Linked DNA regions of Homo sapiens: region 1 is linked to region 2. Evidence: chromatin loops called from intact Hi-C (ENCODE). Cell type or tissue: GM12878. All regions are shown on one strand. Each heading gives the region's core, and the rest is flanking DNA. Links, peaks and the distances in the headings are about the cores only.

The links. Peaks named below come from ENCODE experiments on the same cell type or tissue, not always from the same donor. Only the 100,000 strongest peaks of a DNase experiment are listed, where the experiment ranks them.
Region 1: it touches region 2 in a loop (2.6-fold over the local background); 4 of 110 quality-filtered maps call a loop at or near these places.

What each region holds. Positions count from the first base shown.
Region 1 is chr6:127,945,523-127,957,687 of GRCh38, forward strand. No RefSeq gene overlaps it. Among named protein-coding and RNA genes, the nearest start is that of THEMIS, 51 kb to the left of the region's middle. In GM12878, for the core only: no CTCF peak of the experiment used is centred there; a DNase peak (open chromatin) is centred at 5,919.
Region 2 is chr6:127,848,838-127,861,002 of GRCh38, forward strand. It overlaps THEMIS (thymocyte selection associated), which reads right to left. Exons shown (of 6, transcript NM_001010923.3): 2 at 6,193-6,351. Among named protein-coding and RNA genes, the nearest start is that of THEMIS, 46 kb to the right of the region's middle. In GM12878, for the core only: CTCF peaks have their summits at 5,337 (motif pointing right) and 6,915; no DNase peak of the experiment used is centred there.

The sequences.
Region 1 (12,165 bases), core at 1,910-9,909, 96 kb after region 2:
GTCCATAGGAAGCAAACCCCATAAATGTGATTTTAGAGCTAGATTCGCTGTGGGTCGTATGGTAATAAGGACACCATCATTGGAGGTAGATGAAGCACTCACAGCCCCTGGCACATGTTTGCAGTATGAGTAAAACTTATACCAGTGATGAATGGGGATGAGATACTTATGAAATGTAATTCACTGGCAGGTGTAATATATTAAGATTTTTAGATACTTGGGGAAAATAATAATTATAAGAATGATAGGATCAGATAGTTACTGATGAGACACATGACATATTGGAAAAAGACAGTGGAAAGATGAAGGTGATTAATCACCAACATAAGGTAAAATGGTAAAGCCCAAGAGTTTCCTTGACATCACATAGAGGCTCTCATTTCCATCAGCTACAGAGTACAAAAGGCTGAGCATGAGACCCAGTAATTAATTATAAGAGAACCTGCTCCAGAGTAGGTTGCATTCTCAACCCTGTCAGGTCTGATATGCCAAGGTCAAAGCACTGATTGAGAAACGGGGGGACCCTGAAACTTGGAATGGGAACTCCTGGGACAATGTACTAAAAGATCCTGAATTTCAATAATCCTCGGAACCCAAAGACTGCAGAAATGTCTCACTTCTCACCCTTAATAACCATCACTCTCCCCTTATTTTGAAGACAATGTATAGATTTTTGATTGAAAGACACCAGTTTCTCTACTCAAGATATAGCACCACTTTCTCTACTGACTGCTAGAAAAATAACTGGGATTGGGTTATAACCCAATCCATAATCCCTAGCCATAACCAGGCCAGGAAAGTGCAGGGCCTTCTAAGGGAAGAAAGTCATTATATACCAAAGCTATCAAAGGACCTAGGCAACATGTATGGGTTGTAGTTGGGAGATTACATATGAACCTGAATCTTGAGAGCACTATAACAAGAGGGATGGAATGCGAAACTAGGCAAGGACATGTTTATCATATGGGATCACTCTCCGACATAAGATTTAATACACTGGCAGGAACCCTGGAAGATGGTACTCTTATACTGCTAGACTGGCCCTAGGATGCTTGGAAAAAGTGATGACTCATACTAAGTGAAGTGGAAACTGCCAGAATGAATGGTGAAGGAAAGAATTAAAGAGCTAAAAAATACCATGTTAGAGTTCATAGTCTACCCTGAAAACAAGTCACAATTCTCTACTCAGTTTCCAGACCTAAGCTAGTTCTTAGATCTGAAATCACTGACTGAAGGAGAGGCTGATTGACCATGAGAAAGGAACCTGCAGCACCATGGCAGGTATACAGATAATAGTTTCCCCGGTCCCTCTCCAAAAGGAACCACTACCATTTGCTCAAGTACCTGTACATCAGAAAAACGAGAATACTCAAAATATTAGAGGACTGTAGGAAGTATCCACATTCCCTACCCTCATTAGAGTGATGGGTATGGGAGTAAGATGTTAAGTGTAGTCCTGTCCCAGATCCAACTCACAGTGAGATCACTTATTCCATGGACACATCCTGTAGTCATTTCTCTAGTCTCCAAATGTCCGATTCAATGGATATCTTGGTGGCTGGAAAAGCTCCACATTGGTTTCTTGATCTGTGAGATGAGAACTATGTGTAGTGGGGGGAAATCAAGGGGATTTCTCTGAAACTTCCTCACAAGAGAGTAAGTCAAGACTAATATTGCCCAACTCAATGAGTGTACTAAAACACATTGAGTTATGCAGTTTAAATAGGTGAATAGTATGATATGTTAATTATATCTCATTAAAATGTTTAAAATTGCAATTTGGGGAAATGGCATACAGTAATGTTACCTTTAGACACCTAGAAAATGCACCTTAACATATCTCCATTTCATTTACCAATCTGGCACCTAGAGAAACCAGATACATCCTCTTGGTAACGGTGGTTACTGCAAACTCAATTAAGCAGCAACTCCAATTAAAATTGGCATTTCAGATATATTATCTTTACTAGCACAAATTAACATGGACTTGGGAACATGGTATATAGCCATTGACCTAGCAAATTTGTTATTTTCATTTCTATCAGGGAAGAGGACCTAAAGTAGTTCACATTCACATGAGATAAGCAATAGCATCTATTTGTGATCTTGCCCTGGAGCTGCAGTATTTCTGACACTCTGTTGTAATATAGCTGGAAGCAACCTGCACATTTGGACATTTCCAAAAAAAAAAAGAATTCTTTCAATTCAATGAAAAACTGCTAATTAGACCTGATGAACAAGAAATGGCAAATACATCGTAGGCTTTGGTAAGAAACAATCACTTCTGATGGCAGCAGAGAAACTCTACAAAGAATCAGTGACATGCCACATCAGTAAAGATTTTAAGAGTTTAAGAGGCAGGCCGGGTGCAGTGGCTCCCACCTGTAATCCCAGCAATTTGAGAGGCCAAGGAGGGTGGATCACGAGGTCAAGAGATCGAGACCATCCTGGCCAACATGGTGAAACCCTGTCTCTACTAAAAATACAAAAATTAGCTAGGCGTGGTGGCAGATGCCTGTATTCCCAGCTACTTGGGAGGCTGAGGCAGGAGAATCACTTGAACTGGGGAGGTGGAGGTTGCAGTGAGCCAAGACTGCACCACGGCACTCCAGCCTGGCAACGGAGCCAGACTCTGTCTCATAAAAAAAAAAAAAAAAGAGACAGGGACTGGTTGGAATCCTGTCATGACCATCATTTTGAAGGAAAAAAAAAGAGTGTAGCGGTGGGTCAGACTGAGACATACAAATATAAAGAACAAAGAACTGTCCAAATTAGAGAACTAAGAATTGCATTTTGAGCCGCTAAAGTAGAAGGATGTGTAATGCCTAGCAGAACTCTCCCAATTCTGGAGGCAGTATATATGCCATACTTGGGAAAACTATATCATCCCATTTACTGATAAGGAAGGTTACTGACTTTAAACGGGGTCCAGAGCAGGAAAGGGCACTGCAACAGTTCCGAGCTGCCGTGCATACAAGCATTCCTGCTGCTTGGGCCCTTCGATCTGGCAGACCTTCTTATGTTAAAGTTATCTGTGTTGGGAAAGATGCCATATGGCATTTAGGGTACCACCAAATAGAAGAGTAACAGTATGGGTTCTGGAGCAACAGTATGGGTTCTAAACATCTCCATATTGTCTGATGTTTAGATGATTGAGCATCATTCTAAAAATAGATGTTGGTTTTTGACTGGGTCCTGGTAGAAATGGAGCATCTGAACCTGGATGCACAGTGACAGAACTACCCACCTTGAGTTGGGTTATCTCAGACCCACCAAGTCATAGGGTCAATCAGACCTAGCAGTAATCAATCCATTGTAAAATGGAATTGGTATCACTTGGAGCAAGCAACAGTAGTGAAGTCAACTGCACAATCGAATAGTTCAGAAGTCTGTGCCATCCACTACTGCTGCACCAGTACCCTTCTCTCATCAAACAGCTATAGTAAATGAGAGAAGTCTTTTATGGCCAGCTGACACAGGAGGCAGAGGGCCATGCAAAGTTCATAAATTGGTTAGTTCAGCACATGGGTGCACGTTGACAATAGACTGCTATTCTACTGCAGGCCCACTTAGTGGTGGCCTTGAAAGACAGTGGCTAGAAGAAGAAATTATAGCACTCAGTAAAGTTTTGGGCAGTGCCTCTGGTCATGCACTTTGCAGGAAAATATAAGTAGACATATATGCATGGATTCATGGATAATGACCAGTGGCTTGGATCTTTGCTTGGGGCCCTGGAATGAAAAAAAAAATTGTAAGATTGCAGACAAGGAGATTTGGGGAAGATATATGTGGGTAGAATTATCAGAGAAAGCATATTGCATATTAAAACTAGAGAATATCCACCGAAACCGAGTGGACAGAATTATACAGCTAATCGATGTTTACACAGCTTCTGTTCTTAGCCACTGCCAAATGGCTGGGGTGACAGCCACTGACAGGTGGTTGCAAGTTCAGTACATTGGATTTCATCTATGCTAGAATAACCAGTGATTTATGTTGATTGGAATCAACAGTTATTCTGGGTATGGGTTACCTTTTCTGCTTGAAGGGCTTTAACCAGTACCATTCTCCAAAGGTTTATAGAGTTTTGATCCACCAATACAGATCCCATGTAACAGTAAATAAAACCAAAGGAACTATTTTAAAGCAAAGGAAGTTCATCAGCAAGCTCATGGTCACGGGATTCACTTGTCCTCTTACTTTCTATACTACCCAGAAACCATCAGATGATGGAGTGATAGAGTAGCTTATTAAAAGTACAGATGCAGCACCAGTTTGGATGTAAAGATGAGGCACCAACTTGGATAATAGGGCACTATCTTTCATGATGAGACACTTAACACATTGATATTCATTATATTGTGTTGTGCTCCCCATATGTAAATACATTGCAACAGGAACCAAGGGGTGAAAGTAAGAGTGGCCTCAATGATCATCAAGCTGAGTGACTTACTTGGAAGTTTGTATTCTGTACCTTTAACTCTAGGCTCTTTTAGCTTTAGAGATTTAGGAACACTCCCTCCCACCAAAGGACAAAGTGAGAGTCCCATTAAACATTAAGTCAAAGTTGACCTCTGGTTACCTTAGTCTCTTTATACCTAGAGCTTGGTGGGAAAAGAACAATGTCAACATCCTTGCAGGTATAATTGATCCTGATCTTCAGGGGGAGACAAGGCTGATGGTATACAATGTGGGCAGGGAAGGATTCATTTGGCATCAAAGTGATGCACTGGCGTATCTGTTGGTGTCCACTATTAACAGGTAATAGTCAAGTATAGCAGCTGTGCTTGAGAAATACATGGGGATTAGGAGCTCTCACTCCTCTTGGACGAAGGTCTGCATCACTCAACCACGTGAGCCATCAAGACAAGCAGAGGAGCTAGTTAAGGGTGAAGCAAACTTAAAATGATAAATATCCTTGAAATTAGCCACAGCACCGGAGTTTGTAGTTTGTACTGTTAATCTTCCTCTTGTATGTTTCCCTGGTGGTAGAGACCAACCATAATCTTGTAGGAGCTGCCTCCAGACAGGGTGAATTCACTACATTATATGAAGTAAAAGATCCAGAGACACACAGGAGTGAACTGTAGTGAACGCTATAGCGTTAGACACACAACTTTCTTTAAGGCCATGCACCCATCATCCAGCTGCCAGAATTGTTGACTACTGACAGCACTTAGCTGAATGCCCCTCCAGATATCACCCATGGTTGGTGGAAGCTTCCTCATTTAAGGTTCTGTCCTTTGCCTCTGGGTAGGCTGCAGCCAATGACCGGTTCATGGAGCGATACAAAGGCCTGGCCTCTGCCTCAATGGAGGCAACCCTGAAGAGGCACCCGAGACTTGTTAGAACTGCCTGGTGGTTAAACTCCTTCTGCTCAATCCTGCTTCCCTCAACTGGCATGTGTGTAGTTCTCAGGAACACTACCCAACACACTGCCTGCATGCTAATCTCCATTTCCGGGTCTCTTTTTGGGGAAGCTAACCTGCAACATTTGCCAACTCTGCTAGAATAATACTTCCTTTTTTTCTTACCTAGCCATTATAAATGTATACGTGATGTTATTCTTTCTCGGACAATAAATAGTACTTTTAAACTCATGTTTAAATGATTCTTTCATGTCTCCTGAAGGCCTGGTGTCAAATTCCACTGAACCCTCTTTCCTTTGCCTTTTTCCTAAGATTGCCAGACCTGGGTACCTGCAGGCACAGCTGAGGAGACCTGGCATTTTCTCATCTACTCTTCAAAAGTGCCATGATCTAGTTCCTCTATTGCTACAGCAATAGCATAAAGACAAACCTTGCAATGGCCTCTTTTAATATGAAACAATTCAGTTTTTACTTTACCAAAGCCACCAATTTCCTGTACTTTTAAGCCTTTGTCTCACTTCAAGAACCACAAAACACAATCATTAACAAACACCAACAGTATTTCTCAGTCTTAATTCAAGTTTGATGTTTCAGTTTAAGTTCTACCACAGAAAAAAGTCTCCAGAAAAGTGTCCTTTTTGGTTGCCTGGATAACTTTTCATTAACAAAATAAAGTCCAAACTCCTGTCAATGTTAGGTCCTTTGTGCTTTGTCTTTAAATGAATCTCCACTCTGATCCTGCTAAACTGATTGGTATACAATTTATATCTCGTCCATTTTTTGTAGTACTCTCCTCTCTCATGGCTCTTCCACCTATTAGTCAAGCCCCATCTCTTATAACATCTGTGATGAAGTTTTGTATGACCAACAGAGAGAAAAACAGAGTGGTGGGCCCCCAATCGCTTATGGGAGAAAGACCATAATCCCTCCCACAGCTTGGAAGGTCCTGTATGGGACAGCTTCTCTGTCCAACTCCAGCTTTCTCTGGCACATTGCTTTCTGAGTTTCAGTCCCATTCACATTTTTCTCTTTGTAGCACCGACGTTCTTCCTGCCAAAGGGTTATTTGGATACCTTTCCTCATACTTCTTACATTGCCTCTGTCCTGGAAGCTCTAGTCTTTTGCAAGAGCTTCCTCATATTCTTTCAGATCTAATATCAGTTTTCACTTCCTCAGGGAAACTTTACCCTATTTCCCAGAATAGGTAAGAATTCCATTACGTGCTCTCACAGAACCCATAATTCTGCTTATAGCTGTAGCTATGTTCTAGTTACCCTGTATTTCTTATTTAGTGCTTTTCTTATTAACTTAGTCAAGGTTTGGGTAGAAAATCAGAAATAGGCACTTTATGACAAGCATGGTGACTCACATCTGTAATCCTAGCACTTTAGGAGGCCGAGGCAGGTGGATCGCTTGAACCCAGGAGTGTGAGACCAACCTGGGCAACACAGCGAAACCCCATCTCTACAAATAATACAAAAAATTAGTGGGGCATGGTGGCCTGCACCTGTGGTCCCAGCTACTCAGGAGGCTGAGGTGGGAGGATTGTTTGAGCACAGGAGGTCGATGCTGCAGTGAGCCATGTTCATGCCACTGCACTCCAGCCTGGACAACAGAGTGAGACCATATCTCAAAAATAAATAAATAAATAAATAAGACATACCCACTTTAGGCCAGGCGTGGTGGCTCACACCTGGAATCCCAGCACTTTGGGAGGCCGAGGCGGGTGGATCACGAGGTTAGCAGATCGAGTCCATCCTGGCCAACATGGTGAAACCCCATCTCTACTAAAATACAAAAAATTAACTGGGTGTGGTGACGTGCGCCACTAGTCTCAGCTACTCAGGAGGCTGAGGCAGGGGAATCGCTTGAACCCAGGAAGTGGAGGTTGCAGTGAGCCGAGATAGCACCACTGCACTCTAGCCTGGCAACAGAGCAAGACTCCAACTGAAAAAAAAAAAAAAAAAGACATACCCCACTTTAGGTATGTCGAGGAGGAAGGGACTAAATATAGGAATGTAAGACTTACACAAGACTTTGGAAGGGAGGAAGAGCAAAGCCTGGGAGGAAACTGACATCAGAATTCAGGAGCCCATAAAGTGCAGGAGTCATTTGTGATCTGGGCTGAGCCTCTGTGGTGAATTTGTAAGCTAAGGCCTAAAAGCTGCTGGCAAAACCTCCTATGAGCCATCTGCCAAAGCCCATGCAGTTCTCTTACACGCCGTAGGAGATTACTACCTTCTGCTTCTTTTCTTCCTTCTAAATCTCTTGCAAACCTCTCTCATTACCAGAATCTAATCTGCTGGTAAGCATTTTAGGCAATGTAGTTCGGCAGCTTCTAGAACAAGTTTGACAAACATTTCTATAAAAAGCCAGATAGTCAATATTTTAGGCTTTAGCTATTGTAGTATAGATTGCACCCACACTAACATTTGAGTTTTGGATAATGATTACACATTACAAACTCCTAGTTTTCATTTGATTCTTCCCCAAAACCTTTTTTTTTTCTTTCTTTTTTTTTTTGAGCTGAGGCCTTTCTCTGTTGCCCAGGCTGGAGTGCAGTGGCATGATCTCGGCTCACTGCAACCTCCACCTCCCAGGTTCAAGCAATTCTCCTGTCTCAGCCTCCCGAGTAGCTGGGATTACAAGTGCCTGCAACCATGTCCGGCTAATTTTTTGTGTTTTTAGTAGAGACGGGGTTTCACCATGTTGGCCAGACTGGTCTTGAACTCCTGACCTCAGACAATCCACCCACTTTGGCCTCCCAAAGTACTGGGATTACAGGTATGAGCCACTGCGCCTGGCCCCGCTAAACCATTTTAAAATGTAAAAATTATTAATTTGTGATCAGGACAAACAGGTGGCAGGTTAGATTTGGCCCATAGGCAGTTGTTTGCCAACCCTTTGTCTAGACCCTGCAAAACAAGAAGGGTCTTGTACCTAACTAACAAAACTACAATTGTTTTATCATCTCAATGGTATCATAGATGTGAGTTCAGGAAGAGGAGGTGAAGAGCAGGAGCAGATGCTAGAGGATTCTGAGCCACCACTCCTGAAATATACTTGTGGTTTCTTCACATTTTCAAATTCAGTCTTATATTCATATGTATAAGTTACATTTAATCACGAAAAACGGCTGCACACATCCCACTTCGTAATTCTATGGGTCAGATAGCACTCAGTTCTTAATGGTAGCTCCATACCTATATCGCTGGTGTTCCATACCACCATCATCTGCTTCTTTTCCACCAGGGCCAAGAAACAAACTAAAAGCAGCCTTACCAATGGAGGATAGTAGTTTGAAGAAGAGGAATTAGCCTTACTCTAAAACCTCAGCGGTCTGGTGATGTCATTGTTGCTGGCAACAGATTTTATCCCTTTCTGCCACAAATACTTCAAGTACAATTCACTTTGCTGGGTCACAGGTCTAAGTGATGGGTCAGCTTGCACAGAAGCCTGGACCTGCTGCATAACCCCACCTTGCTCTAAATATCCCTTGGAACAGGTAGCTGTATAGGTTACCTGGTGGTTGGGCCAGAGTAGTATATCCAAATATGGAATTTGTCGCGTCCCAGTTTCAATGAGACATACTGAATGCTAGAGCTCTTTCTTTTGTGGACTGTGCAAAGTGAGACAACTTGTTTCTAATTTGAAAAGGAATATTCTGCCATTTTCACAGCATTGTCACACTAGAAACTTCATATGATCACAAGTCTATGAACTTTCACATGGTTTGTCTCCCTTCCTTGGTCATGTGTTTGTCTTCCTAAGGCATCAGGTTGTTAGTTTCTTCCTGATGACATGGTAAAATTAATATGCTCCAACATGGCATTCTACTGGGTGTCAAGATAATCAAGCTCCCTCTAGACCAGGAAGCAGCTATTCAAAGTACGTGCCTGCAACAGTGAGGTAAGGAGCTTCCACCAGAAAATAAATCAATGCACTACTCCTTCATCAAAAAAGTCTTTCTAAGAAAAAAATTGTCAGCTGAGCCAAACGGTGTGCTTAGTGGTATAGTTCACATTCTGGTGCAAACTTCCTAATTCATTGGGGATAAATAAGAAACATGGACCAGAAACCAGTTCACAGATGACACTTTGAGGATCACTGCTCTAGTCTAGACCTCAACATGACAGAGATCAGATATTGTCTTGATAAAAGACAGCAAAGTTGTACTGCTGACCCTCTGGGCAAAGGTGAGGTGTTACAGGTTATAGTTACTGATGGAAACTAAAAAGAAAGCATTTGCTAGGTCAGTAGGTTCATATTGCATGCCAGAAGCTGATGTGTTTTAGTAAAGGTACCAGCCATTTCTTGCCTCAGATTTCCAGGTTTCAATTTCCCCAGGGCAAAAAGTCTGTCTATGCAACTCATCAAATATATAAGTGACTCAACTCCATATACGATTTGATGAACTGTGTTTTAGGGGAACTTCTGGAACCAATTACAGTATAAGTCAAGAGTTCAGCAGGAAATTGATGGCATACTCAAATAGTTAATTGAGGGATTTTTGTTGTTGTTGTTGTTGTTGAAAAGACTATTTACAGTAGTACCAATAAGGGTTGGTAAAGCACCCAAGAAGTAACAAAGCTATAAGTTATCATCCCTGGGCCTGAATGGAGACAAGAATAAAGCAGTGTTACTGGAACCTGGAGGGCTGAAGTTATGGGGCAAATGGCTCCCTCCCAGGACATTGATAGAGGAATTGCAGCCATTATAAAAAATGTGGACCAGTATGGGGAATGTACCACCTCCCTTTCCTCCCACCAGCTGGTCTTTTGTTGGTGCCTTGCCTTGGCCAAACCAACTCTAAGGCAGAAAGCAAGGGACCCCGGGTGATGCAGATTCAAGAAGTTAGCCTCCCATAACAGAGAGCCAAGTAGAGAAGGGCAGAGACTGATGCTTAAGAGGCAAATAGAGAATAACATTCATTCATACATAAGAGAAAGTTTTGATAAAACAGGTTATATCTCCACAATCAAATATCATACAGTAATTTTTAAAATGAACTAGATTTCCAATGTAAATAAATCTCAAAAACATATTAAGAGAAAAACAGTAAGCAGCAGCAGGGTACCCACAGTCTAACATTTACATAACATTTAAAATCCAGTAAAACCATATTTTATGGATATATAAATATGGAGGAAAAAGATGTTCTTGCAGCTGGGAATGCAGTTCTGTATACATTAGTGTTATGGGTTGAATATATCTGAAAATATCCCCATTCTACCCTCACAACTTGAATAATTTGGCTGGGTGTGTTTTATATTGCTGTATGTTGTGGGTTGGGCTGTGTCCTCCAAAAATATATGTTGTCTGAATCCTCAGCACCTTAGAAGGTGACCTTATTTGGAAACAGAGTCATTCCATATACTACTAGTTAAGTTAAAACGAGGTGATACTATGTATGACATATCACTGTGCAGTATGACTAATATCATAAGAGGAGAAGAGACATTGGGAGAACAGCATGTGAAGATGGGGGCAGAGATTGGAGTGATGTGGCTACAAGCCAGGAATGCCAAGGATTGGAAGCTAGGAAGAGGCAAGGAAAGATTCTCCCCCTACAGGTTTCAGAGGGAAAATGGCCTTGCCAATACCTTGATTTCAAACTTCTAGCCTCTAAGAACTGAAAAAATAAATTTCTGTTGTTTTAAGCCACCCAGTCCGCAATACATTGTAATGGCAGTGCTGGAAGTCTAGTACATTCTCAGGACTCTTAACCCAAGATGAGTGACATGCTTCGAGGCTATCCAGCTCTGACGGGTACAGATGGATGACTCAGTACATCTCGATCTTTCAGTCAAGGGCATCTATTTGTTTCCTGGCTGGTGTCCTTCAGGCCCCAGCTGTGCAGACACAGTTTGGCTCTATTCTCTCCCATCTTCTCTGGTACCCCCCAGGTCACACAGTTTCAGCCCCCGCTCACTACTATGGCTTTCTCCATTTTTCTTTTTTGGAAAAGCCTCTCTATTTCTGATTTATGAGATTTATCTTTCTAGTTTTCACAGTAAGCTCTATATTTATAAAGTATGTTTGTATGTTGTTATCATTTATGCGTTTGGACTGGAATGGAAGAAGATTTTGTTTATGTTCAATCCGTGATATTGAACTGGATGCATGCCATAGTCTCCTTAGGCCCAGATTTATTTTTTGTTTCTCATGGTCCTGAGTCAATTTACTTACTAAACTGCTCATTGAATTCAGGAATACTGTAAATGAAGTGCCAAAGTACTTAGGGGAATGAGCTATCCAGTGTACTCAAAGGATAATCCTGGAAAGTTCCCAGGAGCCGATGCCTTGGGGTTTCATTTATTTGTCTGCTTTTTCAGAAGCAGAAACACTGTATGATGTAGTGGGGAAAACACAGGAGAAGAAGGAAGCATGGATTCTAGGCCTGGCTTAAACTATGTCTAATAAACATTTATTGAAACTTACCATGTGCAATGCAATGCATTAAGCTCTGGATTATGCAGTGTGAGGATGTAGAGAATGAAAGACAGTGATGAATAATATATTCAAAATCCTGGCTCTGGCTTGCAAACTCCGGACACTGTGGACCACTTTCACTGACCTCATGTACCACTGTCAGTGTGCTCCAGCCTTACTAGCCACTTGCTCTTTCCTATACACATCCAACCTCTTCCTATTTTAGGGCCGTGGATTGAAAGAATCCTTTCCCTTATTCTTTTAGGAGATCCAGGTCACTTGTCGAAACATCACCATTTTTGAAATCACTCTGCTTAGCACATATTACTATCCAACATTTGTCTTGTTTATTTGAAGTATATAT
Region 2 (12,165 bases), core at 2,736-10,735:
TGAGTAGATTGCAAAAATTTCCTCCCATTTTGTCGGTTCCCTGTTCACTCTGATGGTAGTTTCTTTTGCTGTGCAGAAGCTCTTTAGTTTAATTAGATCCCATTTGTCAATTTTGGCTTTTGTTGCCATTGCTTTTGTTGTTTTAGACATGAAGTCCTTGCCCATGCCTATGTCCTGAATGATATTGCCTAGGTTTTCTTCTAGGGTTTTTATGGTTTTAGGTCTAACATTTAAGTCTTTACTCCATCTTGAATTAATTTTTGTATAAGGTGTAAGGAAGGGATCCAGTTTCAGCTTTCTACATATGGCTAGCCAGTTTTCCCAGCACCATTTATTAAATAGGGAATCCTTTCCCCATTTCTTGTTTTTGTCAGGTTTGTCAAAGATCAGATAGTTGTAGATATGCGGCATTATTTCTGAAGGCTCTGTTCCGTTCCATTGGTCTATATCACTGTTTTGGTACCAGTCCCATGCTGTTTTGGTTACTGTAGCCTTGTAGTATAGTTTGAAGTCAGGTAGCGTGATGCCTCCAGCTTTGTTCTTTTGGCTTAGGATTGACTTGGCAATGCGGGCTCTTTTTTGGTACCATATGAACTTTAAAGTAGATGCCATCCCCATCAAGCTACCAATGACTTTCTTCACAGAATTTCAAATTATACTACAAGGCTATAGTCACCAAAACAACATAGTACTTGTATGAAAATATGCACATAGACCAATGGAACAGAATACAGAACCCAAAAATAAAGCCACATACTTACAGTCAGGTGATCATCAACAAAGCATACAAAAACGTAAATTAGGGAAACAATATAATATTCAATAAATGGTGCTAGAAAAACTGTCAAGCCACATGTACAAGAATGAAACTTGATCCCCATTTCTCATGTTATACAAAAATCAACTCAAGATGGGTCAAAGGTTGATATATAAGACCTGAAACCATAAAGTTTTGGAAGATAACATCAGAAAAATTATTCTGGAAATGAGCTTAGGCAAATAATTCATGACTAAGACACCAAAAGCAAATGCCACAAAAATAAATAAATGGGACCTAATTAAACTGAAGAGTTTCCACACAGCAAAAGAAATAAGCAGCAGAGTAAACAGACAACCCACAAAGTGGGAGAAAATATTTGCAAACTATGCATCCAACCAAGGACTAGTATCTAGAATCTATAAGGAACTCAAACAAATAAGCAAGAAGAAAACTAATAATCCCACCAACAAGTGGGCAAATGACATGAACAGCTATTTCTCAAAAGACTATACACATATGAACAACAAACATATGAAAAATGCCCAACATAACTAATAATCAGGGAAATGCAAATTAAAACCACAATGAGATACCACCTTACTCCTGAAAGAATAGCCATAATAAAAAAGTCAAAAAACAATAGATGATAGATGTTGGCATAAATCTCATGAAAAGGAAACACTTTTAGACTGCTGGTGAGAATATAAATTAGTACAACCACTATGGAAAACAGTATGGAGAGTCCTTAAATAACCAAAAGTAGAACAATCTGGCAATTCCATTACTGCATATCTACTCAAAGGAAAAAAAGTCATTGTATGAAAAAGACACATGCATACACATGTTTATAACAGCACAATTCACAATTGCAAAGATATGGAACTGACCTAACTGTCCATCAACCAACAAATGGATTAAAAAATGTAGTATATATACACCATGGAATATTACTCATCTGTAAAAAGAAATGAAATAATGTCTTTTGCAGCAACTTGGATGGAGTTGGATGCAATTATTTTAACTGCAATAACTCAGGAATGAAAAACAAAATATCATATTTTCTCACTTACAAGTAGGAGCTAAGCTATGAGGACACAAAGGCATAAGAGTGATAAATGGAATTTGGGGACTTAGCGGGGAAGGTTGGAAGGGGGTGAGGGATTAAAAGACTACATATTGGGTAGAGTGTTCACTGCTTTGTTGGTGGGTGCACTAAAATCTCAGAAATCACCACTAAAGAACTTATCCATGTAATCAAAAACTACTTGTAACCCTGAATCTATGGAAATAATAATAATAATAATAACATAACCTGTCTCTAAGAAAGCCCAGATATCAGACTTACTAGAGAAGAAAAACTTAAATTAGCTATTTAAAATATATACAAAGAACTAAAGAAAATCGTGTCTACATAACTAGAACAAAAGTATGAGAATAATATCTTACCAAATAGATAACGTAAATCAAATGTGAAGAAAATGCAATTGAGATTATACATTCAGGGGCAGAGGAAAAAAAGTATAAAGAAAAGAACAAAGTCTCAAACACCTATGGGTCACCTTAAAGCATAAGAATATAAGAATAATAGGATTCCTAAAAGGAGAGCAGAGAGAGAGAGGTATAGAAAGAATATATTTTTAAAAAATGGCAAAAACTTTCAAAATTTGATGAAAAACAATCTACACATTCAAGAAACTTAATACACTTCAAGTAGACTAAACTCAAAGATTCATGCCTAGACATGTGATGATCAAATGGTTGAAAATCAAAGACAGCCTTGGAATCTCTCAAAAGAATGAGAAGACAGGCCACGGAATGGGAGAAAATATTTGCAAGAGTCAAATCTGATAAAGACTGTTACCCCAAATATGTAAAGAATTCTTAAAACATAACAAGAAAAACAAGAACTCAATTTTTAAAAAAATGAGCAAAAGACTTGAACAGACACCTCACCAAAGAAGATGTACTGATAGCAAACAAGCATATGAGAAGCATATCCTGAATACATGCCATCAGGGCATTGCAAATTAAAACAATGATATACCATAGGCGTCTACTTATAAAATGTCCAAAATCCAAAATATTGACAAAGCAAAATGCTGGTGAGGATGTGGAACAAAAGAAACTCTCATTTATTGTTTTTGGGAATGCAAAATTGTACAGCTACTTTGGAATATAGTTTGGCAGTTTCTTTAAACTAAACATACTCTTACTATACAGTCCAATAATCACACTCCTTGGTATTTACCCAAAGGAGTTGAAAACACAACCTACCTTAAATGTGCTCAGAACACTTACATTAGCCTGCAGTTAGTAAAAGCAAAATTCAAAATTTGATGTATGCTTTCTATGGAATGCATATTGCTTTTGCATCATGGTAAAGCTGAAAAATTATAATCATGTCATCATACGTCGGGGACTGTCTGTAGTTTGAAAGTAAAAGAATAAAAGATGAGAGACCTTGCAAATATTAACTGAAAGAAAACTGGAGTGACTATACTAATACCAGACAAAATAGACTTTAAAACAAAAATTGCTACTAGAGTCAAAGAATATTATATAATGATAAAAGGGTCACTCCATCAACAAGAGATAACAATTACAAATACATATACCCCTACCATCAGAGCCTGCAAATACATGAAGCAAAAGCTGACAGAATTGAAGGGAAAATAAACAATTCAACAATAGTAGCTGGAAACATCAACACTTCACTTTCAACAATGACTAAAACTAGAAAGAAGATACACAAAGAAATAGAAGACTTGAACAATACACATAAACCAACAGACATCTGTAGAACACTTACCCAACAAAAATAGAAAATATATTCTTCTCAAGTGAATACAGAACATACTCTAGATCATATATTAGTCCAAAAAAAACAAGTCTCAATACATTTAAAAGGATTGAGTCATACAAAATATGTCATCTGACTATAATAGAATAAAATTAGAAATCAATAGCAAAAGGAAATTTTGGGAAATTTACAAATGAGGAAGAATGTTTTAAAATACCATTTGACTTTTTAAGTCAAAAATCTAATTGGGAACTTAAATAGTTTTAAAATAGTATAAATAAAGAGATGCTGCTATTAAAATTTTTGAATAACATTAGTATCTTTGATTTCTATCTTTCTCCTTAGTGCTGATGTAGAAGAATTATCCCTGTATCTGGGATCCCTTTCATCATTATCTAGGAGTTCTCTTTGAAGAAAGAAACTATACCCTGACCAGTGCCAATCACTTTACCTTTCCATTTTCACTCTGTCCTTTACAATAAAACTGTTTTATAAACATCATTTTCAAATTGTCACTTAATAGATGCAAGATTATCATGCTAATTGGAAGTTCAAAAGAATATTCTAAATAGCAACTCCCCAAATTAAACTGTTAGCCAAAAACTAAGTGTTTTCACTATTCTAATAAGAAAAATTCCTTCTACCAAAGATTCTAGTCATTTTAACTTACTAAATATTTATTATGTGCATCTTTTTCTAAATACCATGGGGATTATTGTAATAAATAAGATTCAGATTCTGCCTCAGCAAACTTGTGATCTATTAGACAGATGGTGGTAGTCAGACAAGTACACAAATAGCCTCAATTACATGCAAAATGTGATAAATGCAATGATTAAGGCACGAAAAACTATAGTGATTTAAAAAGGGAATTGTTACATCTAATTAGAGTACTTAAGAGAGGCATCTTATAAAGTAATGGTTCTCAACACTGGCTGCTCATTAGTATCACACTGGGAGCTTTAAGAAACCTTGATGACCAGACTTTGCCACAGAGCAAACAAATCAGAATATCTCATGTAAGTGGCCTGAACATCAGAATTTTTTAAAGCTCCCTAAGTGATTCTAATGTGCAGCCAAATTTGAGAATCATTGTTATAAAAGATGAGTAAGAAAGAAATAGAATTGAACAATGTGGAAAGTTTCATTTGAAAGGGGACTGAATACTAGAGCACTTGAAAAAATCCTCACTTCAATATAGCTAATATATTTTCATTCTTCCAACCTCAGCCCAATTAAAACATTCCCTAAAAAGCTTTTCCTGACTCCTCCAATGACAGTAATAATATCTTAATAATGGTAACAAAAGCTGACACTTTTTTATGCACCTTTCTATATGCCATGTACCTTTCTAAACACTAAATATATTTCAATACGTAGCCCTCCCAATAACACTAGGAGATAGACAGTATTATTATTCCCATTTTACATGAAAGGAGGGTAAATAACTTGTCAAAGTTATTCAGCTAAGAAGTGGCAGAGCTGGGATTCAAGTACAATGGCTGCAGAATCCCTGTTCTGAAACACAACCAACTATAGTCTGATATTCCTTTTCAAGCCCCACAAAGAACACAAGTATACTTCCATCAAACCATGAAACACATCATATTGTTAAGATTTATGAGATTTTTCTCTTCCACTGGTCATTCATTCATTCATTCAGTTAACAATTCCTGAGCACACACTCTGTGCCAGAAATTGTGCTTGGTATCAGAAATACAAAGTCACATGTTCATATTTTATGTCAAGGAGTTTTAGTCTACAGCAGAGGTCAGCAAACTACAGTAGATGAGTCAAATCCTGCTTGTCACCTGTTTTTGTAAATAAAGTTTTATTGAGCCATAGCCATGCTCATTGGTTTATGTATTATCCAGAGCTGCTTTCGTGCTACCACATAAATAGCATAGTGAAATAGGTGTGACAGAGACCCTCTGGCCACAAAACCTAAAAGATTTACTATTTGGCTCTTTATAGAAAAAGTCTGCCAACCCCTAGTGTAAAAAATATGGCAAATGAGAAAGTCATCAATGACTATCCAGTGAGGTGTATGTTATGAGGCCCAACATACTATGGGAACATAAAAGAGAAATCTAGATTAGGTTAGAGGGTCAGCAAAAGTCTTCTAGATGGCATGATATTTGAGCTAGTTTTGGAGGGCTGAGTAGAGTCAATTAGATAAAAAAGACCAGGCCGACTTTTCAGTAATATTAGACAGGCAAGGTCAACGGTGATCCAAGGAGCTAGAGTAATGACAGTAGGAATAGCAAAGAGGGTAGATAGGCTTAAATGATGTTACTTAGTTCTACAGAATTTATGAAAATATATCTTTGATTTCTTGGTTCTCATTATTTAGCACAACTAGTGGTGTGTATATAGTTGGAACTCACTAAATGTTTGTTAACCAAAGAGATTAATTCTTAAGTACAAGATAAACATCTTTCACTTTAAAAAAGGAGAAAATAGTTGCTTTCCATTCGTTCTTAAAATGATCAAACTATAACAATTCCGGATTTTCCCCCCCATTATCCTAGAGTGAAAAACAGACCATTTTTTTCTTGTTTTTGGTTGTGTATATATACATATTAATAACAATATAGTTGTACAAATGATAAGTGGTTGCAATGTGCTGTACCTGGAAAATTCATAGGCAGTTCAAATGGCTGTAGAGACTCACAACCTTCAATCTGCTCACAAATTTCAGCTATGATCTTCTTAACTTTGAGACCAGTAATTTTAATCACTTCTCCTGTTGAAAAACAGCATTCATTTCCAAACATTTCATAAATAGAGCCTAAAAGGAAAGAAAAGTTAAAACAGCTTTTTAAAAAGAAAACAGTGAAAAACAAAGTAGACTCAAAAGCTTAATATAAAGTGTTTTAATTCAGTTCCTCTCTTAGCTACCTGCTAAACAGGAATTTAATCAAGCTTGGCAAAATGTACAGCATAGACCAGAAAAATATTAGATTTTCACTTTATTCACTGGGCCAAATATAAATAAATCTTATTTTTGTTATTTTTGTAAATTGAATTTATGATTTCCTCAGCACCCTCAGCTCATCTTACCATGGTCAAACTACAAACGTATCTTCCACTACTGAGATTTATGATCTGTTTTTGCTGGGTCACAAAATTAAGCTCATATGACTCAAAAATGATCTAAATAACAACTGCAAACAAGGTTGTCATACAATTGGAGATGAAAAAGAGGGTCTGCACACCAGGGCTTCACATTAAGAGGGTCATATTTATTTATTAGATCTGGTTCTCTTCATTAGCATGAAAGTAAAACTTTTTGCCCATTTTTATCTCTTGGTTTTTGACAAGCTAGAAACCATTCTGAGTATCTTTGTGGCGATAGGGGGCAGACCAACCCAGATAAACTGAAAAGCTTCATTTTAGTCAGTATTTCAATCGTCTTCTTGACAAACCTTTTATCATAGATGCTACAGCTAAGTTTTCATTCACTTATTTTCCTTTAATATTCCCTGATGGAAGGACAGTGAGGAGTAAAATAACCACAAGATGAACAACAGCCAAGAGCAGAGGCAAAAATTCTGGATAATCTACCCCCAGTGAAAAGGAAACAACCCAAAAACTATATCTCTGGCATATTATTGCTTTACAATTCAACACTAACTTAAGGCAAGTATAAATAAACATTATAGAGCTGTGAGCTTTTATATATATCAGTTTTTCCTGACTTCCAAGATGATTTACGTTGTCTTTGCCATACTACATGTGAAGTATATGAGCACAGCGTTTTAGGTTTGCTTGTTTGTTTTCTGAATTTTTCTGTGTAGAACCACCTCCTCATAGAATTGTTCCTGATATGTAGCATGCACCTAGAACATTTTTATGGTATTGATGGTTGCCAGAAAAGTTAGTAAGCCTGGTATCCAATCTAGCTCTAAACAACAACTCTGAGGTCATATCAGAGTCCCAATAGGTAACAGGGCACACTCAAATTAGAATAATTTCAGGAAGTTTATCATAGGGGCCATCTTTAAAAAGAGGCACAGCCAGTTCTAGGCAACCAAAGAAAATAAATGTCCTGACCTCACTCTTCTCCATAGGCATCCCATTAGCCAAATTCTGCCAGAAGCCAGAGGACAAGCGAGCTACTAATGTCCCCACAGAAGTCAGCTTCCCAGGCAGAGTGGGTATGAAAATCCAGCACACCCACATTACTGTCCTTATCTGAGCAAGAAGCATTTTTGCAGACAAGAAGAATACATCTAAAGAATACATATTAAGGATAGTCTATCCATTCCTCAAGCTTCCGGTACATATTTCCATAACCCTCTCCTTGTCTCATACTATTCCCTTAACTACATATGTGCTCATATTTTCGTTAACTTTAATGCTTAATGTTATCAGCAGGCTCAAGTCCTTTGTGGAACAAATTGAGGTATTAAAAATACTAATAAATCCACAGTGACATTTTTCCCCCAATTGACTCTGAATGGTTATTTGCTATGATCCTCATTTGGCAATTAATCACATACTAACATTTTATATCTTTAGTATTATCTCACCCTATACTTAATTTTTTATGAGTTTCAGTTTTTATGACTCCCAATTCAATTTTAAACTTCATGAGAAGAAATATTGCATTACTTTCTTGTATGACTACAACACATCAACTTCCCCTGTTCATTCATTCAGCAAACTTTGATTAAAAAAAAAAACCTACTATGTTGGCGATTGGCAATAGGAATCAGAGATAAAATGCATTATTCATTCCCCCCAGAAGCATTGTCTTGAAGGGAAAGAACAATTAAGCAGACAATTGCAACAGATTAGGAGAAGGGTGTAATAAAGGAAATACAGGGCAATGTGGGAGTATACTGAAGGCATTTAATTATGCAATTACATGAAAAAGAGATTAGAGAAGGATTCCTGGAGGAGATGACTGCAGATTTGAGTTTTAAAGGAAGAGTCACAGGACACCAGGACAGGCAGAGGAAATAGTATTTGAAAAGGCACTGAGATGTGAAAGAGCCTGATACATTCTGGAAACTTCAAGTACTTTGTTATGTCTAAAATGTAAGTAAGAAGGAGGAAGTGGTAAAAACAGAGACTAGGGAAGTAGAGGGAGTCCTGATGGTTCAGAGCATTCATTATTGATTCATTATCAATAAATAAAAAAGCAATTTAAAGTATGAAGCAACCACAAAGTCACAGAATCTACATTTCCAGTTATCATGGTCCAAAAACACATTTAAGGACAGGTCATTTGTACTCTAAGTGTTTGCTATACAAACCTTGGTCCACCACATCACCTGAGAGCTTGTTAGAATCTTAGACCCCAGACCTACTGAATCAGAACCTGTGTTTTTAACAAGATCCCTAGATGATTTATAAGGACATTAAGGTTTGCAAACATTGGCCTAGGCAACAAATGGATAACAATATAGTCTCTGTTTGAAATTGTTGCAAAACTAACATAGAGGGGAAAATGTGTTAAGCAGAGAAAGCACTGGGCATCATTGAGTTAGAGGATGTTATAAGTGGAGAGAGGGAAAGGGAAGGCTTTTAAGTAAAGAAGCAAATAGTAAAATTTTTCTTTGTCATATTAAATGGAACATAATCTAACGTAGCCCATTTCAGCTGAAGTCTGTTGGGCTTAATTTCAGTGCACTGATTATCTAATTGTAAATGTAATGTATATCAAATTGGCTGAGTTGGAATGTCATCTTTCTTTTAAAGGTTCAATTGGAATTCAAAATAAAAAGATAAATTTATGTGAGATTTCATATCAATTCACATGGAATAGAAGCCAGAGAATTCTATAAAAAGAAATTTCATGAGTCTTGGTCACCACAAGAAAAGCTTTTGACTCTTCAGGTCTTTTTCCAAGCAAGTCTTTCCTTTTGGAAGAAAAAAGCTCACTTCTTTCAGTCACATAAGGAAAAGACTATCATGTAAATAATAATCTTTTGTAATTTCTCTTTAATATTTCGTGACTTCCAATGTTCTTCAACCAAGAAAGCTGTTAACTCATTTTTAATAAAGAAAGTGTTCAGAGATGTCCAGCACTAGAAAGCTAGAAAGTTATGTCTATGATAGGTGACAGGGACATATAGCAAAGCTTAAGTCGCTAAAACTGGAAATCTTGTATTTTATTATCACCAATATAATGTGTCTTAAAATATATTTTTTCCTTCTTGATAAGTTAAAATGGTGAATTTTAAAAATATCCAACTTTCATTATCTCAAAACAAACACATAATATGTGTAATTGCTTTTAAAAAAATTGCTGAGATATGTGTCTGAAATATATCTGTGTATATATAGACATACATATTAAAATGGCTTTCATTTCATTTTAACCATAAAACATGTATTTTGAATAAGCAAATCTCGAATCTATTAAATCTTTACAGACTGATTCTATCCAAGTCAAAGCATATGTATTCAGAATAATGCCAAACATCAGAGAAAGCTGGAACAAAGCAGCCTGTTTTCAGTGATCAAACATTGCCCCTGAAGGCTGTAATGAAAGAGCCATGTGCCTTTGAAATCACCTTTTCTGTAATGCTACTTTGCTCAATAAAAACGACACATTAATATCCTTTTATGAGCTCATCCCTTGTTTGACAATCCATATAAGCAATGCTGTGATCACATCAGAACAGCCAAAACAATTGGTTCAATAGATTTTCTTCCATCTTCCCTACAAAGTTAAAAACGTGTGACAGTCAGCAAATAGGAAACTGCATTGGATGTTTCTCCCCTTTACTCAAATGCACTCTCCCTCCATTACTGCCTGCCCTACCACCCCCTGCCACTACACCAGGCCACCCATCCCTTTACATCCTTATTAACTTGTCAAAGTCCAACCAATTCCAAAGCTTCAGCCCATATTTATCATTTTCTTCAAAGCCTTCCTTGATCCCTACACCTAAGTAAGAATTAATTCTCTCCTCTGTGCTCTGATAGCACTTCATGCGTATCTCCATTAAAGCCTTATGTGATTATTATCACTCTTTCAATTGGAGTGTTATGTATATTTTGCAATTTATTATGATTTCCTAGAGAAGAGACATTATCTTAACTATATGTATACCTCCCCCACAGCTAGTAAAACAGTTTTTTTTATCACTTATTAGATGATTAGTGAATGTTGTTATAATTTTGTGTCATTGTAAAATGACAATTAATTGTTGTGAACATAATAGTGGTCCTTCTACATAAGGAGTTTAAAGCATGGTCAAGTCAAAGGTTTTTGCATGGGTTATATCTTTATTTGGTATGTTTGATATCAAATATACAAGTGAAGTATATACAAGCTGACTATGTTGTGAATTCTCTAGACAAGGAGTAATGAGGGTAGTGGTTCTATAATATGAATCTCTACTAGTTAAGTTTGCATAAAGAGGGAGCTCATGTGACCATCTGAGATATATTTTTATAAGCTAGGAAATTATATCTGCAAAGTATGGCTGATAGTGTCTGATAGAACCATATCCACTGGGGTTGCCAGTGGAGATGCAACTTTGCTCATTATAAATAGGTGTGATTATTTTTTGCTTCAGGATAGCACAAATTATCAAGAAGGAGCATCCCTCTAAAGGAAATGTTTAAGTGTAAAACTATTTTATTGGCAATTGTGTACCTAGACATGGCAGTTGATGTGGCATTGAGACCATTATGGTGATAAATTCAATTTTCCAAATGAACCTCTAGATAGGCGACCACAGGAATGAAGTTCAAAAGAGGCCATGGTTGCAATAGACATTTATATGGCCAGTCTTCCACAAAGAGATGGTCTGCATTTCCTGTAAGGCAGAGACAATGTCATTCCCACTCTATGAAGAATGTGTCTAAAAATAAGTGAGCATGATATTTTAATGCAGGGTACATATAAGTAGACACGAAAAAGCAAGCTTTCAGCTTTACTAAGGGTGGATACTCCCAGTTGGACACTAGATATAGCACTAAAGGTACATCTGAGAAATGCTAGGAAATGATCTTTCCAGGCCATAGAGACTCTCTCATCCCCAAAATATCAGTATTAAGAAGGCAAGGCATTGGGATTACATAATAAGAAAAGTTATGGCTGTGCTAAGAACTAAGGTAAAATCTCCCTAACCTCTAAGAATATAGGATTTTTCTCGTGAATTGGGGGTTTAAGTATTATCCAGGAAGTCAAGCCTAAAGACTGAAATATGCAAAAGACTGTAGGAAATGTTGGTGAGTCTTACTTAAAACATCTGAACATGGGGAAGCAATAAAAGTTCCTACAGATTGGAAATGCTGGGGCCTGAGAGCCAAAAATAAATAAATAAATAAATAAAATCAGATTAAATAAGTACTAGGACCAAAACCCAGAAAAGAACAACATTTCAGTCACTCTGAGTGATGTGTAAGAAATTCAGGTGACTAAGTTTCAGTGATAGAAGAAGAATAAATCACTGTTTCGTGCATTAGCTAAAAACGTATTTGTTTAATGGTAAATTTATTAATTTAATAGATTAAATAAAACTGTACTAAGAGGGCTTACAAGTGGTTGTCATGATAGAAGTCATCATTGTGGCTCATTGAGTAAACATTATCAGAGCAAAGGGATTTGAGGGTGTGTGTATGAAATAAATATCCCTCC